Linked DNA regions of Mus musculus: region 1 is linked to region 2. A link is a contact called in ENCODE Hi-C or POLR2A ChIA-PET data. All regions are on one chromosome and are shown on one strand. Each heading gives the region's core, a stretch centred on a gene start or an enhancer-like site at or near the end of the contact. The rest is flanking DNA. Distances are from core to core; before and after follow the strand shown.

Region 1 (6,726 bases), core at 649-3,148, 36 kb after region 2:
GCCAGTGCTTGCCAAATTTACATCTTGTAACGCTCAAAATCTATGATCAGCACAGTGTCAACCAAGATACGCCAATTTCCATTAAAAAAAAAAATCCAAGTTTTTCTTTTTCCTGGGCATTCTAACATGTAGTAAGAACAATAATACCAGAGCAAAAAGCAAAGTACGAATCCACGAGAATTTACATACACACACACACACACACACACACAAAGTGCATGTTTTATTTCAGAAATTCCTCTAAACCACCTCCATTTGGTATGCATCTCAAAAAGCCACAAGGGACTCCAACAATAGTATATGCCTATTATCTCAGCATCAGAGGGGACGGCGGGCGATGAGAAGCAGCTCAGGGCCAAATTGGGCTACACAGCCAAACTCTGTCTCAGAAACCAACAAACCAGCTGGAGAGGGCTCAGTGGTTAACAGCACTTCCTGCTCTTCTGGAGGAATCCAGGTCGGCTCCCAGCACCCACGTGGAGGAACTAAACATCTGTAAGTCTAATTCCTGGAGATCCATATGTTCTTCAGGCCTTTGTGGGCACCAGGCACACATGTGATACACAAACATGCAGGCAAACACACACATAAAATAAGATAAAGCAACATTTAAAAGTATTTAAAATAACACGTTAAAAAAAAAAAGCCACATGCTATTAGAACCACACAAATGATATATAAGCTAATACAAACCAGAAAATGTTTCCTGAGGGTTGGGAAGACTGCTCAGCTGGTAAAGGACTTGCTGTTAGCAAGCATGAGGTCATGTTGGGATCTCCCCAGAACCCACGTAAAAAGGCCATACTGTTGTTTGCACACGTAATCCCACAGCTGGGATGGCAAGAGACAGAAAGATCCCTGGAGCCCACTGGCCATACAGTCTATTCCAAGTAGTGAGCTGCACTTTTGGAGGGAGACCCAGTCTCAAAGGTAGAGAATTAGGAAGACGTTGACCTGTGACCTGCAGACACAGCACCAGCGCTTACACCTACACCCATACCCATGCGGACTTGGACACTCAAAAAAAAAAAAAAAAAAGTAACTCCTACAGTTCTTCGAGAAGAGTCCAACAAGATAAAATGCCTTACAGACCTACTTTTGAAAAAACAAAAAACTATACACATGATATTAACAAACTAAAGTAACTACTATTCAAAACAGGTAAGCAGCAGCTTTCCTGGAGAGCACTCTCCCTCCATTTTCAAAGCATCTCGCTGTTTTATGACCCAGGGTTCGACAGCTGTCCGACAACAGCTCCACGCTGAAATGTCAAGGCTGCAGTTTCCCCTCCACAGTCCGGTGGCTCAAGGTACCGACCAGGAGCTCTGTGGGGTGGGCAGGGTGTCAACCCCGGCTCAGCCCTCCAACTGGACATCTGAGGGGCACAGAGGGAACCCTGCCTACCATCTCTATACCCCTTGCAAAAACAAGCTCCGGAAAGCCAGGACGAGAGGCAAACCATGCACACGGGAATGCCGAAAGTGAAGGGCAGGAGGCAGCGGCGCACCTCGGCTCCGCAGCCCGGTGCTGGCCCCCGCCGCCTCGCCCGCCCCCAGCCCTCCGAGCGACACGTAGTCATTGCGAGTTAGGCCACCGCTCGAGGATACTCTCCAAACTCAGGCTGTCCCCGAACTCTTTGTTTGCCTTCGATCCGGCTGAAGGGCGTTCGTTTTCTTTATTCTCGTCTCCTCCGGCACTGCGTCCGCCACCGCTCCCTCCGCCGCCGCCGCCGCTGCCGCTTCCACCACCACCACTACCACCACCCGGGATCTGCTTCTCAGCAGCCATCTTGCCCCTGAGCCGCAAAGCACGATGGAACGGAGCAGGCGAGACGACCAGCGGCGAGAGAGAGCGGCACTTTCCAGGCTGGGCCGATGGTACACTGACGGACTCCGCCGCAGACCGCGGATGTCTTGGGCCTCTGTGGTGTGTTGGTGTGCGCCTGCGCCTCCTGGGTTGAATTCGTGGCTGTTGCTGGGTCTCCGCATTTCTAAGGATTAGCCTCGCTTCAAATCTACCAAGGATAGGAGGACCCGAGAAAGATGCCCACCTCATGCATCCTTGCACCCAGAGAATGGTAGTGTACGCCTTTAATCCCAATACCGAGGAGGCTGAGGCTGGAGGATTGCCTCGAGTTGAGGTCAGTCTGGGTTGCACAGTTAGACCTTATTTAAAACACACACACACACAGACACACACACACACACACACACGAAGAGGCCTCGGTCAGAAGGCAGTGTCCCCAATAGGAGCTTGAGACCCGTGGCCTCCTCTAGATCATGTGACCATCCAAGTATGACTTTTATTAATCTTTGCGGGCGAGTACACCAGGAGTCTCAGTCTTGTGCCAATCACGGCAGGTGAAAAGAAGCTGGCCGCGTAACTCAGTCTACCCTTTTGTGTTACTAAAGGAGGTTGCAAAAAAATGTATGACTCCAACCCTTCCCCCCATCGGAGTTCAGAGATCAGCTAGTGTGGAGTACTAGTTCTCCAGCAAAAATATCAAGGAAGACTGGGCCTGGGCAGATGGCTCAGTGGTTAAGAACACTGGTTGCTCTATCAAGATGATCTGGGTTTAATTTTTAGCACGAGAATGGTGGCTCAAAACCATCTAGAATTCCAGTCCCAGGGATCCAACCCTCTTCTGGCTTCGTAGTCTACAAAACACATGTACACAGACATACGTGTAGACAGAATGTTCATATACATAAAACAAAATAAAAATAAAGGTTAAGGCTTTTGAAAACAAAAAATTAGACAAACTGCTTTCAGAAGGTGGGAGGCAAAAACTAACCTCAAAAAGTGGTCCTCCGAATTACACTCACATACTGAGCTGTGAAGCATGGGCCTGCACACACACACACCTAAACAATAAGCCATGGAGATGGCCCAGCAGGAAAAAGAACTTGCTATATAAACTTTTTAAAAAAGATTTTTATTTATTTATTATTATATCTAAGTACACTGTAGCTGTCTTCACACACAGATCTCATAACAAATGGTTGTGAGCTACCCTGTGGTTGCTGGGACTTGAACTCAGGACCTTTGGAAGAGCAGTCAGTGCTCTTAACCACTGAGCCATCTCTCCAGCCCCCACCTCTTTTTTTTTCAAAGATTATACTAAAGGTGGTTTATTGGGAAGCTGCTCTCTGACTGAGTTCACAGACCCCAAGAACTGAGGCCAAGTCAGTTGCCATGAGGAAAGGGGGAGGGGAGAGGAACGGAGGCCTGCAATCCCAGGGTGCAGCTAAAAATACAAATAAATGGTGTCTTAGAGTTTCTGCTGATGTGATAAAACATGGTGGTTTGAATAGGTCTGGCCTCCATAGACTCATGTGTTTGAATGTTTGGCCCATGAGGAGAGGCACTATTAGGTGTGGGCTTTAAGGTCTCTTTGCTCAATCACACCCAGTGTGGAATTAGAGCCTCCTCCTAGCTGCCTGTGGAAGACAGTCCCCTTGTCCCTTCTTGGCTTCTCCAGCCCCATGTCAGACTGTGTGCTGCCATGCTTCCCACCATGATGATAATGGACTAAACCTCTGAACCTGTAAGCTATTCCTCACTAAATGTTGTCCTTTATAAGAGTCACCTTGGCCACGGTGTCTCTTCACAACAATGGAAACCTAAGGCAAACATCATGATCAAGAGCAGATTTGAGAAGAAAGGGTTTATTTCATCTTAACTGCTCTCAGGTAACAAATAATCCACCTCTGAGAGAAGTCAGGACAGGAGCTCAGGGCAGAACCTGGAGGCAGGAACTGAAGCAGAAGCCACTGAGGAACACTACCTACTGGCTTGCTCCCTCAGCCGGGCGATGGTGGCATACACCTTTAATCTCAACCCTTGGGAGGCAGAGGCAGGTGGGTCTCTGAGTTCGAGGCCAGCCTGGTGTACAGAGTGAGTTCCAGGACAGCCAGGGCTACACAGAGAAACCCTGTCTCGAAAAAACAAAAAAACAAAACAACAACAAAAAAAGAGTTCCTTTTAAAATATGTCAAATTGACAAAATCATACATAATATATATATGAGAAGCAAGTTGGGCGGTGGTGGGCATAGCTTCAATCCCAACCCTCAGAAGGCAGAGGCAAGGGCTGGTGAGATGGCTCAGTGGGTAAGAGCACCTGACTGCTCTTCCGAAGGTTCAGAGTTCAAATCCCAGCAACCACATGGTGGCTCACAACCATCTGTAATGAGATCTGACTCCCTCTTCTGGAGTGTGTGAAGACAGCTACAGTGTATTTACATAAAATAATAAAATAAATCTTTAAAAAAAAAAAAAAGAAGGCAGAGGCAAATGGATCTTCTAGTTTGAAGATAGGCTAGTCTATAGAGTGAGTTCCAGGACAGCCAGGACTACACAGAAAAAAAACATGTCTCAAAAAACAAACAAACACACAAACAAACAAACATCTCTTAAATATCTATCCCATTTAAATGGAAAAGATGCTGCATAACCTCGTGATATTATTATTCCTTGGCCATAAAAAGAAAGAGACTACTAACCATGTCACAGCATGGATGAACCCTGAAGACATTGTAATAAACAGTGAAAGGAGTCAGATGCCAAAGAGCTCATATTTTGTGATTCTATGTGTATGAAATGCCTGGATTGGGACAATATGTAGATTAGAAAGATAAGCACTTGCCAAAGGCTCGGGGTGAATTTTGGAGGATGCGGAGGTGGCACATAAAGTGGGGAGAGAAGTGTTTAAAACATTGGGTATCACATTGCACACAATAGGATGGCTTCTTTCCCAAAACAAACAAGAGCATAACATGTACATGTGAGTATGACGATTGTCACCCAACTCCATAAACATACCAAAAACCAAGCAAATGCTTTTTTTAAAAAAAAGATTTTATTTATTTATTTTATATATGTGATGAGTACATTGTAACTGTCTTCAGACACACAGAAGAGGGCATCGGATCTCATTACAGATGGCTGTGAACCACCATGTGGTTGCTGGGAATTGAACTCAGGACCTCTGGAAGAGCAGTCAGTGCTCTTAACCACTGAGCCATCTCTCCAGCCTCCAAGCAAATGCTTTAGATAAGTATTTAGGGGAAGCTGCTGGGGAGGAGAGAGCAAGTATATCAGTGTTCTCCTCAAAGCCCTTCAGAATCTTTTCATGTTCCTGCACTAAATGCCACTACCCTCAGACTGGAAAAGATGGGGCCCAGAGATGCTGCTCAGCTAAACTGCTTCTCTGCCATGCACAGAGTCTTGGGTCTGAACCCCAGCATCACATGAACCAAGCTTGAAGCCATAAGATTTGGGAAGTGGAGGCAGGAAGATCAAAAGTTCAAGGACTTTGGCTACATAGCAAGTTCCAGGCCACTCTGCCTACATGAGACCCTGTCAATCAATCAGTCAGTCAATCAATCAGTCAGCCAATCAATAGATGGCTAGGGGAGATAGTTCAGTCGGGTAGTTGCCCTTGCAAAGGACCCAGGTTCAATTCCCAGCATCCACACAATGGCTTACAACCATCTATAACTCCAGTTCTAGAGAATCTAGTGCCTTCTCTACCCTCTGTGGGCACTAGGCGTGTGGTGCATACATATATATGCAGGCAAAATAATCACATATAAACAAATCTAAAAAAAAATTAAAAGGGGGGGATGTGGCAAGAGAGATAGCTCAATGGTTAAGAGCACTGGCTGCTCTTCCAGAGGACCAGGTTCAATTCCCAGCACCCACATAGCAGTTTACAACTGTCTGTGGCTTCAGTTCCAGGGGATCCAATATCCTGACACAGACATACATGCAGGTAAAACACTAGTGTACATAAAATAAAAATAAAATTCTAATTTAAAAATAAATAAATAAAAGGTGGCTGAGAAACAGGGTAGGAAAGATAGCTCAGACTTCAAGAATACCTCCTGGGGCTGGAGAGATGGCTCATCGGTTAAGGGCACTGGCTGCTCTTCCAGAGGTCCTGAGTTCAAATCCCAGCAACCACATGGTGGCTCTAAACCATCTGTAATGAGATCTGATGCCCTCTTCTGGATGACAGCTACAGTGTACTTACATGTAATAAATAAATAAGTAAATAAATCTTAAAAAAAAAAAAAAAAGAATACCTCCTGTTTTTGCAGAGGACCCAGGCTCTGTTCTTAACACCCACTCCAGTGGCTCACAATAAACTTAACTCCAAATACAGGGGTAGTGAGTCCTCTTCTAGCCTCCACAGGCACCACATGCAGACAGTGTACATGCAGACAAGCAGACATATAACCGTCATTAAAAAATAACAGGCCAGGCCGGGCAGTGGTGGCGCACGCCTTTAATCCCAGCACTTAGGAGGCAGAGGCAGGTGGATTTCTGAGTTCGAGGCCAAGCCTGGTCTACAAAGTGAGTTCCAGGACAGCCAGGGCTACACAGAGAAACCCTGTCTCGAAAAACCAAAAAAAAATAAATAAATAAATAAAAAATAAAAATAACAGGACAGGCAGAGCAGTACACATCTTTTATTTTAGCATTTAAGAGGCAGAGGCAGGAGGATGTCTGTGAGTTGGAGGGCAGCCTGGTCTACAGAGAGAGTTCCAGGGCAGCCTGGATGACATAGAAGAGACCCTGCTTCAAAAAAAAAAATTTACAAATTTGTTTTGTTTTGTTTTTTGTTGTTGTTGTTGTTTTTTCGAGACGGGGTTTCTCTGTGTATCCTTGGCTATCCTGGAACTCACTCTGTAGACCAGGCTGGCCTCAAACTCAGAAATCC
Region 2 (6,724 bases), core at 2,751-5,250:
TCTGACTGCACCGGGTGTGGCTCTGAGCCCCTTGAGAACGCATCCTTGTATGGCCGCCCCTGACCTGTTTCTGCTCCAACACACGCGCCCAGTCGACCCTGGGCCCCACATCAGGCGGAAGTACCATCTTCTCATACAGAGCACGGTACTCCGAGCACTCCTGGGTCACCCGCTCATGCAGCTGCTTGATGCTGCCAAGGAAGAGCCGCCAGGTCAGCGCTGGGCTGCGTTCTCCGGGGATCCCCCCCACCCCTCCACGGTGAGACCTGCTCACTCACTCTTTCTCAATCTCCTCAGCCTGTGGGTGCTTGAGCCGCCGCGCCTTGTCTACATCCAGGAAGAGATCTTTGAGGAGTACCTCCGCTTCCTTCAGGTTGCGGCCAGTCTCCTGCTGGTGTTGTAAAGCCTGGTTCTGCTCACCATTCTGCCGATCCTGGTGAGACATGACCCACGTGCAGGGCTCAGAGGCTCACAACTTCCCCAATGTTCTCTCTGACCTGGCCCTGCTGGACTGAGCTCTCCCCACCAGGCCCTGGGACTAGTTGGACCACCCCACCTTGGGGATCACCAAGCAGAAGGCTAGGGCATCCATATAGCAGGTGGCAAGGACACCTAGGTCAGCTGTCACACTAAACCCCGTTTCTCACTTTGGCTGAGGCAGGATGCAAAATGTCCCTCTATTTGACCCCTAAAGCAGGGAGCAGGGTGCAGAAGGAAAGCCCTCCCTTCGGCTGTGGTGGGCTGTGGACAGATCTCTCTTCACAGGAGACCCTCTGGGGACTCTCTGGCGTTGACCCTGGGGCTCCATGCCCCTCCCTTCCTGTCCTGACAGAGTCCTTACCTGTTGCAGCTTCTTCTGCGTCTCCAAAATGTCTCTTTCCACCTGGTCAGCGTTGGCTTGCATGCGGGAGATGAGCAGAGCCAGTTCCTGGGTTGCAGCCCTGGTGGATTGTCCGGGCCAGAGGACAGCAATCATGGAAAGGCCCTCTGTGCCAGCCATGTAGGACCCGCTCCCCCATCCCCCACCCCGACCTTCCACAGAGTAAAGTCCATGGTCTGAGCTCTGAGAGGCTCAGCCTTAGATGGAGGACGAGGGTACCGTCCCCTGTAGAGGGTTTAGAAGGTGAGAGTCTAGGACTCTGTGGGGCTACAAAGCATGCATACCTCAGGTCCTCCAAGACCTGCCCAATGCCTGCCTGCTTCCTGGGTTGGTGGCAGGTGGCCCAGAGAGAAAGGAAATTACCTAGGACGGCCTATCTGGCTTCAGGAGAGGCAAAGTGCTAACTGACCTGAGGCCAGGGAGTAAAGGCAAATCCCCAGCCTCAGCTTCTCCCCAACCCTGCCTTGTCCGCTTCCACCGCTCTTCTTGCCCAAGGGGCTTCAGCAGTAAGGAGATTTTAGTGACTCCCTGGAGGAACCAGGCAGGGAGAGGCCAAGAGATGGTTGGGGTGCCCCAGTATCCTCCTGCTGACTTAGTGACCCCGAGGAAGCCTGTTGCTCGGCCCCCAAGCTTCTCGCCCATGCAGCTTTCAGAGGTCCTACTGTGTGCCTGCGCTCTGGGGGTGTGAATCAGGCTGCAGCTTTCAGAGTTCCTACTGTGTGCCTGAGCTCTGGGGGTGTGAATCAGGCAGACCTGAACACAACACCCTGCAGGAGTCACACTCCCTCCGGGCCGCAGGGAAGTGTGAGTGCCAGTGAAGAGAATTGTCTGACTAAGTCTGTGGCCGCGATGGGTCTGGTCCTTCTTACGAGTACTCAGTACATAGCCAAGGTTGGCCTGGCTCGGTCATCCTGCCTCCTCCTCCTCCTCTTCTTCCTCCTTCTGAGGTATTGAGTCCATAGGCATATGCTACCACATTTGGGTTTACTTATTTAATTTTTTTTTTTTTTACCTTAAAAAGACAAACAACAGTAGGGCAGTGGTGGCGCCCCCGCCTTTTATCCCAGCACTCGGGAGGCAGAGGCAGGAGCATTTCTGTGAGTTTGAGGCCAGCCTGGTCTACAGAGTGAGTTCTACACAGAGAAACCCTGTCTCAAACAAACAAACAAACAAACAAAATAAAAAATACTCTTCCCCTCCCCCAAACAACAAGAACCCACAACAACTAAGTCTTATTCTATATCCCAGGCTGGCCTGGAACATACTGTGTTGTCCAGGCTGGACTACCAAGTTCTGGATTACTGGTGTGGGACATGGGTTCTTTAATATCTTCAGCACAGGTTTTGTTCTGCTTCTATGAGACAGGCTCTCACTATGTACCCTTGGCTAGCTCAGACTCACTATATAGCCCAGGCTAGCCTCAAATTCATAGAGATTGCCTGCCTGAGCCTTGAGTGCTAGGATTAAAGTTGGCCTGTGCCACCATGTCTGGCGCTGAGCACAAAGGTCTCCTAGGTACTTAAAGAATTAAGCCATGGGAAGCAGCCAGCTCAGTGCCTTGGAGTCAGCACCCAGTATGTATCATTTTATTTTTATGTGTACGGATGTTTTGCCTAAATGTATGTCTGTGTATCATGTGTGCGTCTGATGCCTGTGGAGACCAGAACAGGATTCCCTGGACCTGAAGATGAATGTAGAAGCTGGGAATTGATCAGAGGTCCTCTGGAATAGCCAGTGCTCTTAGCCATTAAGCCATCTCTCCAGGCCCCAATCTCACTGTGTGGCCCTAGCTGGCCTAGCCTCCAACACACAGATCCGCTAGTCTCTGCCTCTGTCTGGAGTGCTGAGATTAAAGGCAACGTGTTAATTTTTATTGTACGGAAGCGAGCACTTTCAAGGTAGGGATGCCAGTGTTTTGCTGGCTAGGGCATTCCCAGAGGCTAGGGCAGTCTGGGCATAAAGAAGAGCTCAAGGAGTTGACACCTCTGAGGGGAACAAGGAGCCCTCAGCAGGACGTGTGAATGAAGTTACAGGAGTCTGGGACTGGGACCAGGACGCTTCTGGGACTCCAGGGAGAGCCCAGCCTCAGGTTGGGCCTCCTGACAGAGATGCTTCTGCTGGGAGCTATGCACCCCACCCTGGGCTGGGCGCAGTGCCTCAGGGAGACAGGTCACTGCAGTGAGAGTCTTAAGCACTGTCTTTCCTGTTGGCCCAGATGCCCAGCCTCTGGGTTGGCACCCTGATCACTGTCGAGGTAATGGGTACCTGGATCTTTGCCTTTCATCTACACTCTTATCTTGACACCTCTGCACCCCGACCGACACCTGAATCCAGGCAGGCTGCCATCTCCTAGAGAGGGCTTGGGGCCAGTGAGTGGGATGAACGTGGTCAGTTCTCTCTGCAGAGAGCCACTGATCAGAGCATGGCACCACCACCTCCTGTCACCCCCATGAGAAAGGCCTCCTGACTCTTGAAGGAGACAGACAAGACCCAGGGTTGGGACCTGGGGGGAAAGTGGTTTAGGTGGGGTGTACTCCAGCTCAGAAAGCCCTCTCTCTCTTGAGCCTCTTACTCCTGCCCACCCTGAATCCACACTCACTCCAAGATTTAGCCAACCCAAGTGCACCATCAGGGTTGCGTGCCAAAACAGGGAGCCAGATTCTGCTGGTCCCAGCCATCCCGTCCCGCACCTCTGAAAGGGCACCCTTCCCCTGTGCCCCCCAACATCCCTCATCCGCAGGAGAATGTGGGTGGCAGCAGGCTATCCATCCCTTGCTCAACCTGGGCCACAGGCAGGAGAGAGGCCCTTGGGCCCTTAGCCTAAGGACACCAAATGCCAGAACTGAGCTCTGCCGCCAACAGGTAGTTGGAACATACCTGGGCCCTGCACCACCCTGATCCCAGCACCGCTACCCAGGGCCCCACTCACCGATTGTGCTTGTTGGGGGAGCCCTTAGGGGACCCCTTGGCTGGGGAGCCCTTGGGGGACCCCTTCCCCTGGGAGCCTTTGCTCAGCCCCTTGAACATGGTGGTGAAGCAGGTGCCGGCTCAGGCTGGGCTCTCCTGGGAGGAGGGCGGCGGGAAGGCGACGCGCGTCCTCGCTGGCTACTAGCCGGGCTCTGGGGAGGTGGGGCGGCGGTCGGGGAAGGCAGTTTCTGGGAGGCTCCTCCCTGCAGGTGCGGTGTCTCTGCCAGGCCCGGCCCGCGCATGCCCCAGCGCCCGCCCCGACGTGCGCAGCCAGCTCCTGCACAACCAGTCTGGGAGGAGAGGGCACAGCCCAGGGGCGGGGCGCCCGTACGACTCCCACGGAGGTTTGGACTTGTTACACCCACATGCCCAGCCAGAGAGCGGGGATCACACCCAGGTGGGGAAGTGGCCAGGCTGGAGCATAGCGAGACAGACTGACTCAAGCACTTGTTCAGGTCCTGGCTCAGCGGGTCCTAGAGCTGGGGTTAGCCAACCTCAAAGGCTCTTGCACAGAGGTCCACTATCAACCGGGCCCCCACCCATAGCTCGGCCTGCCAGGAGAGGTGGAGAAGTGGAGAGGTGGGGCCACCCGGGCCTTGCTCTGTCTCCCACGGAGTGCTAGTAGACATTCACATCAGACAGCTATCTTTTTTTTTTCTTTTAAGCTTGAGAGAGGCTTTTGCTCTGTAACCCAAGCTGGCAACCAACCTCCCCGCCTCAGCCTCCCAAGTGCTGTCATTACAGGTGGGAACCACCATAACTGCTCTCAAATCTATTTTTAAAATGCGGGTGCCACCCAGCTGGTTCTCCATGTTCAGATAGGAACTCAGACTAGCTTCTGAGAGGCCAGGCTACCCAATGCATACCTTCTCAAGTCACGACCAGAATTGATCAGCCCTGTAGAGGAGCCGCAGGTCTCTGAAGTCCACAAGTACCCTGCTTGTTACTTTGTCTGGTTTCCAGGTAGAAAAGCCACTGACTAGTCCTTGTGGTTTCTACCAAGTCAGACAGACTGTCTGATGATCACATTGTCTTAAGATTTAGTGGCATGGGGCTGGAGAGATGGCTCAGTGGTTAAGAGCACTGACTGCTCTTCCAAAGGTCTTAAGTTCAATTCCCAGCAACCACATGGTGGCTCACAACCATCTGTAAAGGGATCTGATGCTCTCTTCGGGTGTGTCTGGAAACAACTATAGTGTACTCATATAAATAAATCTTAAAAAAAAAGGGGGGGGGCTGGTGAGATGGCTCAGTGGGTAAGAGCACCCGACTGCTCTTCCGAAGGTCCAGAGTTCAAATCCCAGCAACCACATGGTAGCTCACAACCATCCGCAACAAGATCTGACTCCCTCTTCTGGAGTGTCTGAAGACAGCTACAGTGTACTGTATATATTAGTAAAATAAATCTTTAAAAAAAAAAAAGATTTAGTGGCTTGTCTCTCACATCTGACGCCAAGTCAACTCCTATTTCTAGCAGGGCCTCGGTGCAACAGAAGAGGCCCAGCCGTCTTTTGGCTGCATCTCACCAAGAAGCTACTGATCATGGCCACTGAAGTAGAGAGAAGATTCCATTTTCAGCTCCTGAAAGAGGTTGCTAGTAGCAAAGGGAGCCGAAGAAGGCGGAGGGAGGACCTGGCAGAGCCAACAGCCACAGGAAACACAGTGGCCTACGATGCCCACTGCTCCAGGCACAAAATGATTAGTGAGATGTCATCAAGGGTGCAAACCACTCAGCCTTTGTCCCAGCCCTCCCCCATTTCAATCCCGGTGACAATTTCCTTCTAAACACTAATGTCACGCCTGCAATCAGCTCTCCTCCCAAGGGGCTATTTAAGTGACTGCATAGCCCAGAGGTCCGCACTAACTACCACCTTCCCCCCCAGCCTGGGTGTCCACACAGCTGTCTTCACCTTTGAGACAGGGCACTTCCCGGGAGGCAGTAGCTGTGGGAGGTGGGGTGGAGTGGTGGAAGGTACTCAGACAGCAGCTGGTCTGAGCCATAGGGCTCCAACTCCTTTCCAGAAGCCCTCCAGGCAGAGACCAGCACTGTGGTGGCCGAGCACAGCTCCCAGGCTCAAGGGCTAATTGACTCACTGCAAGAAAAAAACAAGAGCTGACCTCCTGGTGTGACTGTCCACTGTCCGAGGAAATCAAATCAGCTCCCAGCGGAGGGCTGGCCAGCTGCAGGCAGGAAGGCTCCCGGCTCTGATCCGCCTCGTTGTGGCTGCTCCACATCTGAACATGCCTAAACCAAAGTGAGATGTATACTCCAGGTTCAACATTTATACTGTCTCTCAAAGGCTTTCCATGGAAAAGGACAAAATGTCGAGCTCTTTCCCAACATTAATGATACGTCGCAATGATGCTTTAAATATATTGAGTTAAATATATTAATCCTCCCCACATCACACCCCACCTTTTAAAATGGTTTTTTATTTTGGCTTTTACTATTGGGGATGAAGCACAATTCGGTAGAGGGCCAGCCTAGTGTTCATGAGGCCCTGGGTTCGATATCCAGAGCTGCATAACCCCAGTGTTGTGATCCTTCCAATTCAAGACTGGATCGGTAGAGGCAGGAAGATCAGTAGTTCAAGGCCACCTCTGCCTATTTATTAAGTTTGAGACCAGCCAGAGCAATAGGAGGCCCTGTCTTAAAAAGAAATAAATAAGCATAAATAAATAAATAAATAAATAAATAAATAGGGGGCTGGAGAGATGGCTCAGCAGTTAAGAGCACTGGCTGTTCTTGCCAAGGACCCAGGTTCAATCCCTAGAACCCACGTGGTGGCTCACAGCCCTCCGTGACTCTAGTTCCAGGGGATCTGACACCGTCTTCCACCCTGAGCCTTGCATGCCTGGTGTGCACAGGAAAGGATG

The links. A loop is a pair of places that touch in the nucleus more often than their neighbours do. ChIA-PET counts read pairs that join two places held with the same protein, here RNA polymerase II (POLR2A).
Region 1: POLR2A ChIA-PET joins it to region 2 with 12 read pairs in Patski. The contact joins the promoter of Srp68 here to the promoter of Evpl in region 2. A Hi-C loop is called at or near these places in 2 of 37 maps with a recorded cell type or tissue (gastrocnemius and v-Abl transformed pro-B cells). POLR2A ChIA-PET finds 5 or more read pairs at or near these places in 3 of 5 experiments (Patski and embryonic stem cell).

Annotation. Positions count from the first base shown.
Region 1 is chr11:116,272,319-116,279,044 of GRCm38, forward strand. It overlaps Srp68 (signal recognition particle 68), which reads right to left and starts at 1,899. Exons shown (of 16, transcript NM_146032.3): 1 at 1,608-1,899. The coding sequence starts at 1,788.
Region 2 is chr11:116,234,091-116,240,814 of GRCm38, forward strand. It overlaps Evpl (envoplakin), which reads right to left and starts at 4,001. Exons shown (of 22, transcript NM_025276.3): 1 at 3,810-4,001; 2 at 842-941; 3 at 279-433; 4 at 65-191. The coding sequence starts at 3,907. Gm33250 (a long non-coding RNA gene) reads left to right here. Exons shown (of 8, transcript XR_389161.4): 6 at 1-212; 7 at 298-436; 8 at 4,057-4,136.